Linked DNA regions of Homo sapiens: region 2 is linked to region 1. A link is a loop called in an ENCODE intact Hi-C map of the cell type or tissue named here. Cell type or tissue: CD14-positive monocyte. All regions are shown on one strand. Region 1 has its middle 43 kb from the start of LINC02210. Region 2 overlaps KANSL1 (KAT8 regulatory NSL complex subunit 1).

Region 1 (5,000 bases):
TAAGGATTGTGACAGTGGAGATCAGTGGCAGAGATGCCATCAATGAACCATAGATTTACCTCAAACAGAATTTGTCACTGGTTTGACAATATTATTCCCACCAGTGTCAACTTAATATCTTTTCAGTATAATTTCTGATCGTTACAAGTGAGGTACAAAGTGCAGTGGGCATTTAAAGGAGGGTGAGATTATATACCCTGTTTAAGGGGATTGGTGTGGGTGTAGGCTTCCTGGATGGGCATGTGGAGAGTAAGGACAGGCAGATTGAGGGAGGGAGGGGGAGAGAGCGGGAGGGAGCGGCAGGCACTGATAGTAAAGTGTGGGCAGTCTCAAGTAACTCGGTGTAACAAGAGCCTGAGTGTGTGAATAGGAAATTAATCAAAACTCCCTTGTATGTTGTGTTGGGCAGTACTTAGAGGATCAGGCTATAGCAACTGTACTTTCCCCCTCTTCTGTAGAATAGGGATTGGGCTGGATCGTGATCCTCAGGCCTTTTTCACTCCTGACACCCCGAGAAGATATGCTGTATTCCCAGCAGCACCATGCATAAACATGAAACAGAACCACATCAAATTACAGAGATGCTGTTGAACCACTGGTGTAGCCCTCTCTCTCAAATCTGTTTCGAATCTGTTTAATTTTGGGTATTGGGATGATCAGAAGATCTTGAAGCATAGCTTCTGTTCTGCAGGATGGATTGACAAGGACAAGATAGCTGGTGGGTTTTGTAGTCCTAAATGGAAGATCAGTCCAGGAGGTACTCTAGAGTTCTTCTGGCCTTGACACATAGAATGTAGAGAGAGGAATGCATCACCTACACCTCCCTAAGAATGGTAGTACTTTCAGTAACAATAGGGAGGTCAAGATTATAAGGGAAATTAATGACATCTGTTTTCAGGTATCAGTACCTCAAGAGATTAAACATGATAATTAAAGTGAGAGCCAAAAGGGTTTTGAAAAAGTTGGGCAACATGATTTGTGAGTAGTGGAGAGGCATGTCCTAGTTACGCAGTGATAAATAGTCTTGCATACAGTTCGTGCTGTTCAATTCTGCTCACCCATGGGCATGTTTGGAAGTTTGTGTTGAAACATGCATATAACAGGACTGGGGATGTTAAGACCAGGAGCTCTGGTCTCTTCTGTTAGGTCCTCCTTTCCTCAGTCCTCAAGACCCTGTGTCTTCCCTTTGACTAAAGACCCTTAATGATGGAGACATGGGGGTGAGAGAGTGGTAGTCATGGTGAGCAAGTGGTAATCTGGGTGACACAGGAACAAATCCTAGCTGATGCCCTTTTCCCTTCCTGCTCCTTAGCCAGGCTCGAATCCCTCTTCCTGGGAGATCTTCCTTGAGTCCTGTTGCGCACCTTGTTCTTCCTTCTCTTTGAGTGCCTGTTGACAGTGGTTATGATCTCAGCACTAGCTTAACACTGACACTAATTATTCTATTTTTTTTTTCTTTTGAGATGGAGTCTCACTCTGTCGCCCAGGCTAGAGTGCAGTGACACAATCTCAGCTCACTGCAACCTCCACCTCCTGGGTTCAAGCTATTCTCCTGCCTCAGCCTTCTGAGTGGCTGGGACTACAGGCGCCCACCACCACACCCGGCTAATGTTTGTACTTTTTAATAGAGACAGGGTTTTACTGTGTTGGCCAGGCTGGTCTTGAACTCCTGACCTCGTGATCCACCTGCCTCGGCTTCCCAAAGTGCTGGGATTACAGGCCTGAGCCAACACACCCGGCCTCTAGTTTTTTTCATGCTTTTGGTTCTTTAACATAAGCATCAGGAGGCAGCATGTTTCTTAACTTAAAAAAAAATTATACATTAAAATACACTTTAAAAGATCGAAAGTGACCATATAGAAAGAATTAAAATGCGTGTAAATATAATGTTTCAATTGTTTTGTCTGCTGGTATATATCTACAATTTTTATGTTTTTCTTGATAGTTATATTCAAATATTATTTTGAGAGTGTCACATTTTAAAAATAGCGACAGTAATAGTTAACATTTATTGAACATCTTTTAAATTGCAGAATGATTTTCAAGCAATATTTATGAAAATTCAGTTTTTAAAAGGTAACAGCTTTATGGAGATATAATTTACATACTGTAAAATGTACCCTTGTAAAGTATGCAATTTAGTGGTTTTTTTTAGTGTATTGACAGAGTTGTGCAACCATTAACACTACCTAATTCCAGCTTGTTTTTACGCCCCTGCAAAAGAAGCCCATGCCTATGGCGTCACTCCCTGTTCTTCACCTCCCTCCTGCTCTCCCCTGGCAGCCAGTAATTACGTTCATTTGCTGTTGATTTGCCTCTTACGGACATTTCTTATTAAGTGGAATCATATAATGTATGGCTTCTGTCATTTAGCCTACTGTTTTTAAGGTTTATGCATATCTTAGCATGTATCAGTACTATATTTGAATAACACTTCATTGTATGGCTGTACCACTTTTTTTTTTTTAAATGGAGACAGGGTCTTGCAATGTTGCCCAGGCTGACCTGAAACTCCTGGGCTCAGGCTTCCTGCCTCAGCCTTCCAGCCTCCAGAGTAGCTAGAGTTACAGGCACACACCTCTGTGCCCAGAGACCATGTTTTGCTTATCCATTTCGTAAGTTCATGGACATTTGAACTGTTTCCACTTTTTGGCTATTATGAATAATGCTGCTGAGCACATTCGTGTACATGTTTTTATCTATACATATATTTTCATTTCTCTTAGGTATATAAATAGGATTATTTGCTGGATTATTGCAAATTCAATTTTAATTTCTTTTCTTTTCTTTTTTTTTTTGACACAGAGTCTCACTCTGTCGCCCAGGCTGGAGTACAGTGGCATGACCTTGGCTCACTGCAACCTCTTCCTCGGTTCAAGTGGCCAGGCTGGTCTTGAACTTCTGACCTCAAGTGATCCACCCGCCTTGGCCTCCCAAAGTGCTGGGATTACAGGTGTGAGCCACAGCACCTGGCAGAAAATAATTCAGGCATTAGAATGAATCCTGAATGAGATAGATTGGTTAGGCTGGGATGTGGTGAGCGGGAGGAAAGGAGTCAAGGATGAACTGACTTCTAAATCTCCTGTTTGAAATGCTTGTTCCCCGGTGCCGTGAAGAAACAGCACTTGAACATAAATTTAGTTTACTTAGTAAGGCCATTTTTACTTCCTGCAGAAAGGGTACACTCACGGGCAGTTTTGCCATGAGAGTACACCCAACAAAGGAGATAGGGTCATTTATAACCTGACGCATCTACCTTACTGCTGTTTCCGGTTTCCTTTGGCTGGAACGGGACCTCACATTCTGTATTTGTCCCGATTGGTTAGTAACTTAGAACTTTTTAAAAGAGGCAAAGGTAGAGGGGAACAAAGGAAGGAGGAAGTAACTTGTGGAATGTTGAGAAAGGTAAAAACACTTTTAAATAAGGAAGAGGAACAGGCTATGACCTAATGCTTGCTTGGACCAGCCTAAGCGTGCCAGGGCAAATATTTAGGCTAAATTGTGGGAGCTAAGAACATAAAGTACATTGATTTCTTTATTATGGCTAGCAGATATTTAAGAATGTTAGCACAGGTCTTTGAATAAATTTTGCTTCTAAGAGAAGTTACTATTTATTCTTAATTAGAGAGGAAAGTCTTGAAGAGGAACCTCTACTTTACTTTTTACATCCCCCTTATTTCTCTTTTCCTTGTTCACTCCTTATTTCTTCTCTTCATCTCAAATTGATCTAGTAATACTTATTTCTTCGTAGTTCTCACAGACCCACCTCCTAGTCACCCATCCATCACCCTCTCCAGCCTGCCTTCTCTGATCACCATTCCCTTTACCCCCAGTTGGGGCTGAGTTCCTTTGTTTCCCACCCCCTTAACCTCCAGGACCTCGTGCATTAATTGTTTTAGCCAAATATTTGGGGATTTTTTTTTTTAGGTATCTTTCAGTTACTGGTTTCTAATTTAATTTCATTTTGTTCAGAGAGCATACTTTGTATGACTTTAATTTTGTAAAACATTTTTAGAGGTTTTGCACCCCAAAATTTTGTCAGTCTAAGTGAATATTCCATATGTACTTGAAAAGAATTTTGTATTCTGCTCTTGTCGGGTGGAGTATTGCATAAATATCAATTACGTCAAGTTTGTTGATAGTGTTATTAAGATCTGTCTGACTTTCTACTTGTTTTGTTGATTACTGAGGGAAGTGTTGAAGTCTACAGCTATTGTGAAGGATTTGTCTGTTTCTCCTTGAAGTTCTAGCAATCTTCACGTATTTTGAGGCTCTGCATCTATGTATTTTGAGGCTCCTTCCTAAAGTCCATAAACCTTTAGGAAGGATTGTTTTATCCTCTTAATTATTTAACCCCTTTATCTATATCTATATCTGTTAAGAGGTGGAACTGAAATGGCCTTTTAATGATCTGGCCCTTCCTTCATTACAACCTACTTTGGGCAGGGAAAGTCCCATTCAGTCTCTGGAGTGCCTGGTTAAATCTCTTGAATGCAGTAGGCAGCACAGGTAATTGTGGAACTGAATGTTGAGTCAAATAAAGCCTGTGGGTTGTTTTCATCCTCTGTACTGTCCAGTATGGTAGCTACTAGCCACATGTGGAGAGTTAAATTAATTAAAACTAAGTAGGCCAGGTGTGGTGGCTCACACCTGTAGTCTCAATACTTTGGGAGGCTGAGGTGGGAAATCACTTGAGGCATCAGTTAAAGACCAGCCTGAGCAACAGGGTTTTGTAAAAACCCTGTCTTCACAAAAGAATTAAAATAGTTGGGCATAGGATGGCATGCCTGTAGTTCTACCTGCTTGGGAGGCTGAGGTGGGAGGATTGCTTGAGCCCAGGAGTTTGAGGCTCTAGTCAGCTATGGACTGTGCCACCACACTCCAGACTGGGTGACAGAGTGAGAACCCATCTCTTAAAAAAAAAATTAAGTAAAATGAAAACTTCAGTTTCTCCAGTGGCACTAGCTGTTATACATTCATTTCAAGTGCTCTGTAGCCAC
Region 2 (5,000 bases), 610 kb before region 1:
TTCAGCTTGTGGGGAGATGGGTAGGGGCTATTTTTTTCTTCTTGGTGAGTCCATTAAGACACAGAAATAAGCGACTTTCTTGCTAGATAGATGTATATAGTTTTATTGTCCCTCTCCACCCCCCAACAAAGGACCTCTCCGTTCCATTCCTTGAGTTTAGAGGGGAGGGACTAGGGTAAACTGAATAAGTGGTTGTCTGTTGATTGCCCCAGAGTAAATCTTATTGAGTGGTTTAGAGATTTTGTTTCTTTTTCATTTTAGAGACGAGGTCTCGGGGTCTCGCTGTGATTCCCAGGTTGGCGTGCACAGATGTAATCATTGTGCGCTACAGTTTAGAGTGCCTGAACTCCGGGGCTCAAGTGATCTTCCTGCCTTAGCCTCCTGAGTAGGTTGAGCAACGGGAGCATATAACCTTGCTTGTCTTTTTTTTTTTTTTTTTTTTTTTTTTTTTTTTTTTGAGACAATCTTTGCTCTGTTGCCCAGGCTGGAGTGCAGTGGCGCGATCTTGGCTCACTGCAACCTCCACCCCTAGGGTTCTAGCGATTCTCCTACCTCAGCCTCCTGCGTAGCTGGCATTACAGGTGCCCACCACCACGCCTGGCTAATTTTTTTCTATTTTTAGTATAGATGGGGTTTTGCCATGTTGGCCAGGCTGGTGTTGAACTCCGGACCTCAGGTGATCCACCCACCTCAGCCTCCCAAAGTGCTAGGATTATAAGCGTGAGCCACCGGGCCTGGCCCCTTGCTTGTCTTATTTAGAGTTTTAAAGCAGCTTTCGTTGTACTCTTTCTTCATTTTAAATGTTCCTGCCTTGAGTGATTTGATTAGTCTATGTCTTGGGAAGCGTATTTTACCTTAGTGCCTCTTTACTTACTTACCTTAAGAAAGGAGTACAGGGCAGGTTCTTAAGTAAAATGGCCCCAGACACCTGGCTTGCCTACTGTGTCAGTGCAAAGAACACTTGGATCATGTCTTTTTCCTAAAATTGGACTTCATAACTGTTTCTTGGAAGTCTGTTTTAAGACTTTTTTAGTTCTCATGTTGCTTCTGAAGATGTATGTTTAAATTACAGTTTCTATGCTGATAAGTTGCGTATATACCTCTGGGCATACTAAAAGTTGTGCAGAACAATAGTTTATATGACAAGATAAGTTTCCCTCATCAGTACTTCCCATTCCCTGAAATGTGAGATCAAAACTCAGTTGAACCACACTATGGCTGTAGAAGACAGTATGAATTAGAAAAGACAAATATCCACTGTACTAGAGTTCACCAGCGTTTGAAGGCTATCAGAAGATATAGGAGGTAAGTGATATCCTTGGGTGTCACTTGCAGATTGAGGGGAGGATTGTGGGTCATAGGAGATGACTAGTATGGCAGGGGGTAACTATTATTATTTGTTTCTTTTTTAAGCCATGTGCCTTTTAGGATGTAGAACAAAATACATAGGAGAAAATAAGCCAAAAGGTGTGATTTACCAAAATACTTGGACTCCAAAAAGAGCTGCAATATATATTTTTTTTTATTAAGCATTTTCTTGTCTTTGGTAGAATAAAGGTAAAGCTAAAATAGAGTGCGGAAACTGACTTGACCAAAGTAGAAAACACAGCTCATGTTTATGAATCAAAAACAAATGAGTTTGGGCAGTCTGAAAGAAAAAAATCAAACATTTTATATGAAGATTTTAAACCTTTATGCAAAGAGTCCCTTTAAGGTGGAAGAGACCTTTTAAATAGAGTAGACCTTCCCCATTTAGTAGCACAATGCGGCAAAATAGTTGTTTAATAAATGTTACTTTCTGCAAGCCTTGCTTTTCCAAGATTTTAAGCTGCTTCCACAGTGTTAACATTTGAAAGCCCTCTACCAGGAAATTATTTAGCTGTGTATTTTATTGTTGCTGACTGTGAACTTACCCTTTTTTTTCCTGGCTGTAATTTTTTTAGAATTAAAGTTTCTTTCCAAGATTTTGAGGGTCAGGAAATGCAAAGTGGAGGTAGATTGAGTGCAGTTTTATCTAAATGTTATTTTAAAAACTCTGGTTCTTGTAACCTGAACCAGGAATCCAAAATGAGATCTTACTCTGAATTTTAATTACAGCAGATTCTGCTCTTATTTGGAAAAAGTTGCTTGAGTGACATCAAACTTAATGGAGTCCCTCACCTTTTAATTCCTTTTTAAAAAGGGGAGAGCTTAAGGTTAGACTTGGTTAAATTCAGTTGGAAGGTAAGTATTAGGGAATAAAAAAGAGGAATAACAATTTTGTTGTTAGGATGTTAAACCAAAAATTGCTAAGAACTCATATCTAGACTTTCCTCTTGCTGCTTGTTATTTGGCCTTTGTGACTGTTTGTTAGCACCTCCACCAGAGGGTGTGAAGGGAAAGAGGCTCAAAGCTAAGTACTGTAGCTAGTTTCTGGTTTCTAGTATAGGAGAGACACTTCATAGAAATACCAGCCTGGGCTGGGTGTGGTGGCTCATGCCTGTAATCCCAGCACCTTGGGAGGCCGAGGCGGATCACCTGAGGTCAGGAGTTTGAGACCAGCCTGGCTTAACATGGTGAAACCCTGTCTCTACTAAAAAAAAAAACAGCAAAAATTAGCTGGACATGGTGGCGCATGCCTGTAGTCCCAGCTACTCAAGAGGCTGAGGCAGGAGAATTGCTTGAACCTGGAGGCGGAGGTTGTAGTGAGCCGAGATCGCACCACTGCACTCCAGCCTGGGCGACAGAGAGAGACTTCGTCTCAAAAAAAAGAAAAAAGAAATACCAGTCTGATAAGTTGAACTGTCAGGAAAGTTTCATTAAACTCTCCATATGTTACCATGGAGAACTGAAGCTCTTTGAAGACCTTAAGCATGTCTCCAAAAAATTGGACTGTATTTTTTTGCACTTAGTGATTTACTCCTTACCCCTTGCCTCCCAAGAGAATGAAAAATGGATATTAGTATTGACTTAACATTTTATTGGCATTGGAAAAATGTACTTTTAAAAGTCATTAATTGACTTTTCTCTAAAGGTATAAGGTAGGTTTCAGTGGGAACTCAGGAATTTGGCCATGGACCCTCCCAGAATAACCTGTTTCCTTTAGAATTCTTTTTTTTTTTTTTTGAGACACAGTCTCGCTCTGTGCCCCAGGCTGGAGGTGCAGTGGCGGGATCTCAGCTCACTGCAAGCTCTGCCTCCTGGGTTCATGCCATTCTCCTGCCTCAGCCTCCCGAGTAGCTGGAACTACAGGTGCCCGCCATCATGCTCAGCTAATTTTTTTTTTTTTTTGCATTTTAGTAGAGACGGGGTTTCACTGTGTTAGCCAGGATGGTCTCGATCTCCTGACCTTGTGATCCACCCGTCTCGGCCTCCCAAAGTGCTGGTATTACAGGCATGAGCCACCGCGCCCGGCCTCCTTTAGAATTCTTAAAATCTTCCAGAAGTCGCTGATTTTAGGATTGTTCAGGAGCACTTACACCAACCATTAGGGCTTGTTGGAAAGAGATATGATAAAAAGTATGATTTTTTTTTCCTCTGTCTTTTGTCAGCTAAAGAGTGGTAGGAAATTTGAATTCAGTGCTAGCATAGAAGTAGGATTAACACCATTAATAGTTTGATATATAGACATCCTTCAGAAAAAAAAGTTTTCTTGAGATGGTATCTTGCTATGTTGTCTAGGCTGGTCTTGAATTCCTGGGCTCAAGCAGTCCTCCCACCTTGACTTCTAGAGTAGCTGGTATTACAGGCATGAGCCATGGGGCCTAGCCTATCCGTGTGTGTGTGTGTGTGTGTGTGTGTGTGTGTGTGTGTGTGTATATATGTGTGTGTATATATATGTGTATATATATATGTTTAATGGGATCATACTTGTTATATGGCTTGATCTTTTTAATTAGGGTTTTTTTTTTGTATTCCAGTTCTTCAGTGAAAGCATTGTGTATACATCTTTGAGTACCTATGAGAATATTTCTGTTGAATAGATTTCTAGAAGTGCAGTTGCTGGGTAAAAGTTTGAGCAATTACATTTGTGATTTTGATGGCTATTACCTTTATAATGCTGTGTAACCACATTTAATAATAGCTTAAAAAGTGTAGTTAAAAAGTTTCCTAGTCTGGGTACAGGTGCTTGGTCAAGTAAATAACTGGAACTTGTAGTGGGTGAAGCCTATCCTAGGTTCAGTTGATGCCTCTTCTTGTTAGGTGGTTGATCACTTCAGACATCCCCATTAACGTCCTAATGGATCTTCATCTGATGGGTTTAGCATAGAATGCTCAGGTTGCTTAACGTGTGTTGGTCTGCTGTCTGCCAGGCATTGTGCTGCTTGTAGGGGACAGAGATAAAACAAGCTATAACCCTCCTTTTTTAAGAAGTACATAGTTGGCCAGGCGTGGCGGCTCATGCCTGTAATCTCAGCACTTTGGGAGGCCGAGGCTGGCGAATCACGAGGTCAGGCCAGGCCAACATGGTGGAACCCTGTCTCTACTAAAAAAGACAAAAAATTAGCTAGATGTGGTGGCGGGTGCCTGTAATCCCAGCTACTCAGGAGGCTGAGGCAGGAGAAACGCTTGAACTCAGGAGGTGGAGGTTGCAGTGAGCCAATATTGTGCCGCTGCACTCCAGCCCGGGTGACAATGAGAGGCTCTGTTTCAAAAAAAAAAAAAAAAAAAAGTACATACTCTGGGGAAGAAAGAGACAAGACAAAATTGTGAGTTTATATTGTACCATGAGCAATAGCCAGGGTGTCATGGGGGTGCAGGTAAGAGCCTAGAGGGAGGGACCCCACCTCAACCTGGGAGTAATGGGGAATACTTGAAAGAGCATGTAACCTTGAGCTGAACCGTGAAAGAGTAGCATGAGTAAAGGTGCAGGGGCATAGAAGAGCCAGGAAACATATGTTTCAGGTGGCTGCAGTGAGGACAGGCTGGAGATGAGGTCTAATGTAAAAAGGGGACAGATAATGGTGTGTGGGGAATTTGGACTCATCCTTACTCTAGAGTCAGTGAAAGATTTTAAATGG

What was found. A loop is a pair of places that touch in the nucleus more often than their neighbours do. Peaks named below come from ENCODE experiments on the same cell type or tissue, not always from the same donor. Only the 100,000 strongest peaks of a DNase experiment are listed, where the experiment ranks them.
Region 2: a loop joins it to region 1, with 7 times the contacts of the local background. A loop is called at or near these places in 3 of 110 quality-filtered maps.

What each region holds. Positions count from the first base shown.
Region 1 is chr17:45,575,292-45,580,291 of GRCh38, reverse strand. No RefSeq gene overlaps it. Among named protein-coding and RNA genes, the nearest start is that of LINC02210, 43 kb to the left of the region's middle. In CD14-positive monocyte, no CTCF peak of the experiment used is centred here; no DNase peak of the experiment used is centred here; H3K27ac peaks cover 4,367 bases.
Region 2 is chr17:46,184,489-46,189,488 of GRCh38, reverse strand. The region is part of intron 1 of KANSL1 (KAT8 regulatory NSL complex subunit 1); the gene reads left to right. Among named protein-coding and RNA genes, the nearest start is that of KANSL1, 6.4 kb to the left of the region's middle. In CD14-positive monocyte, a CTCF peak has its summit at 2,336 (motif pointing right); no DNase peak of the experiment used is centred here; H3K27ac peaks cover 2,881 bases.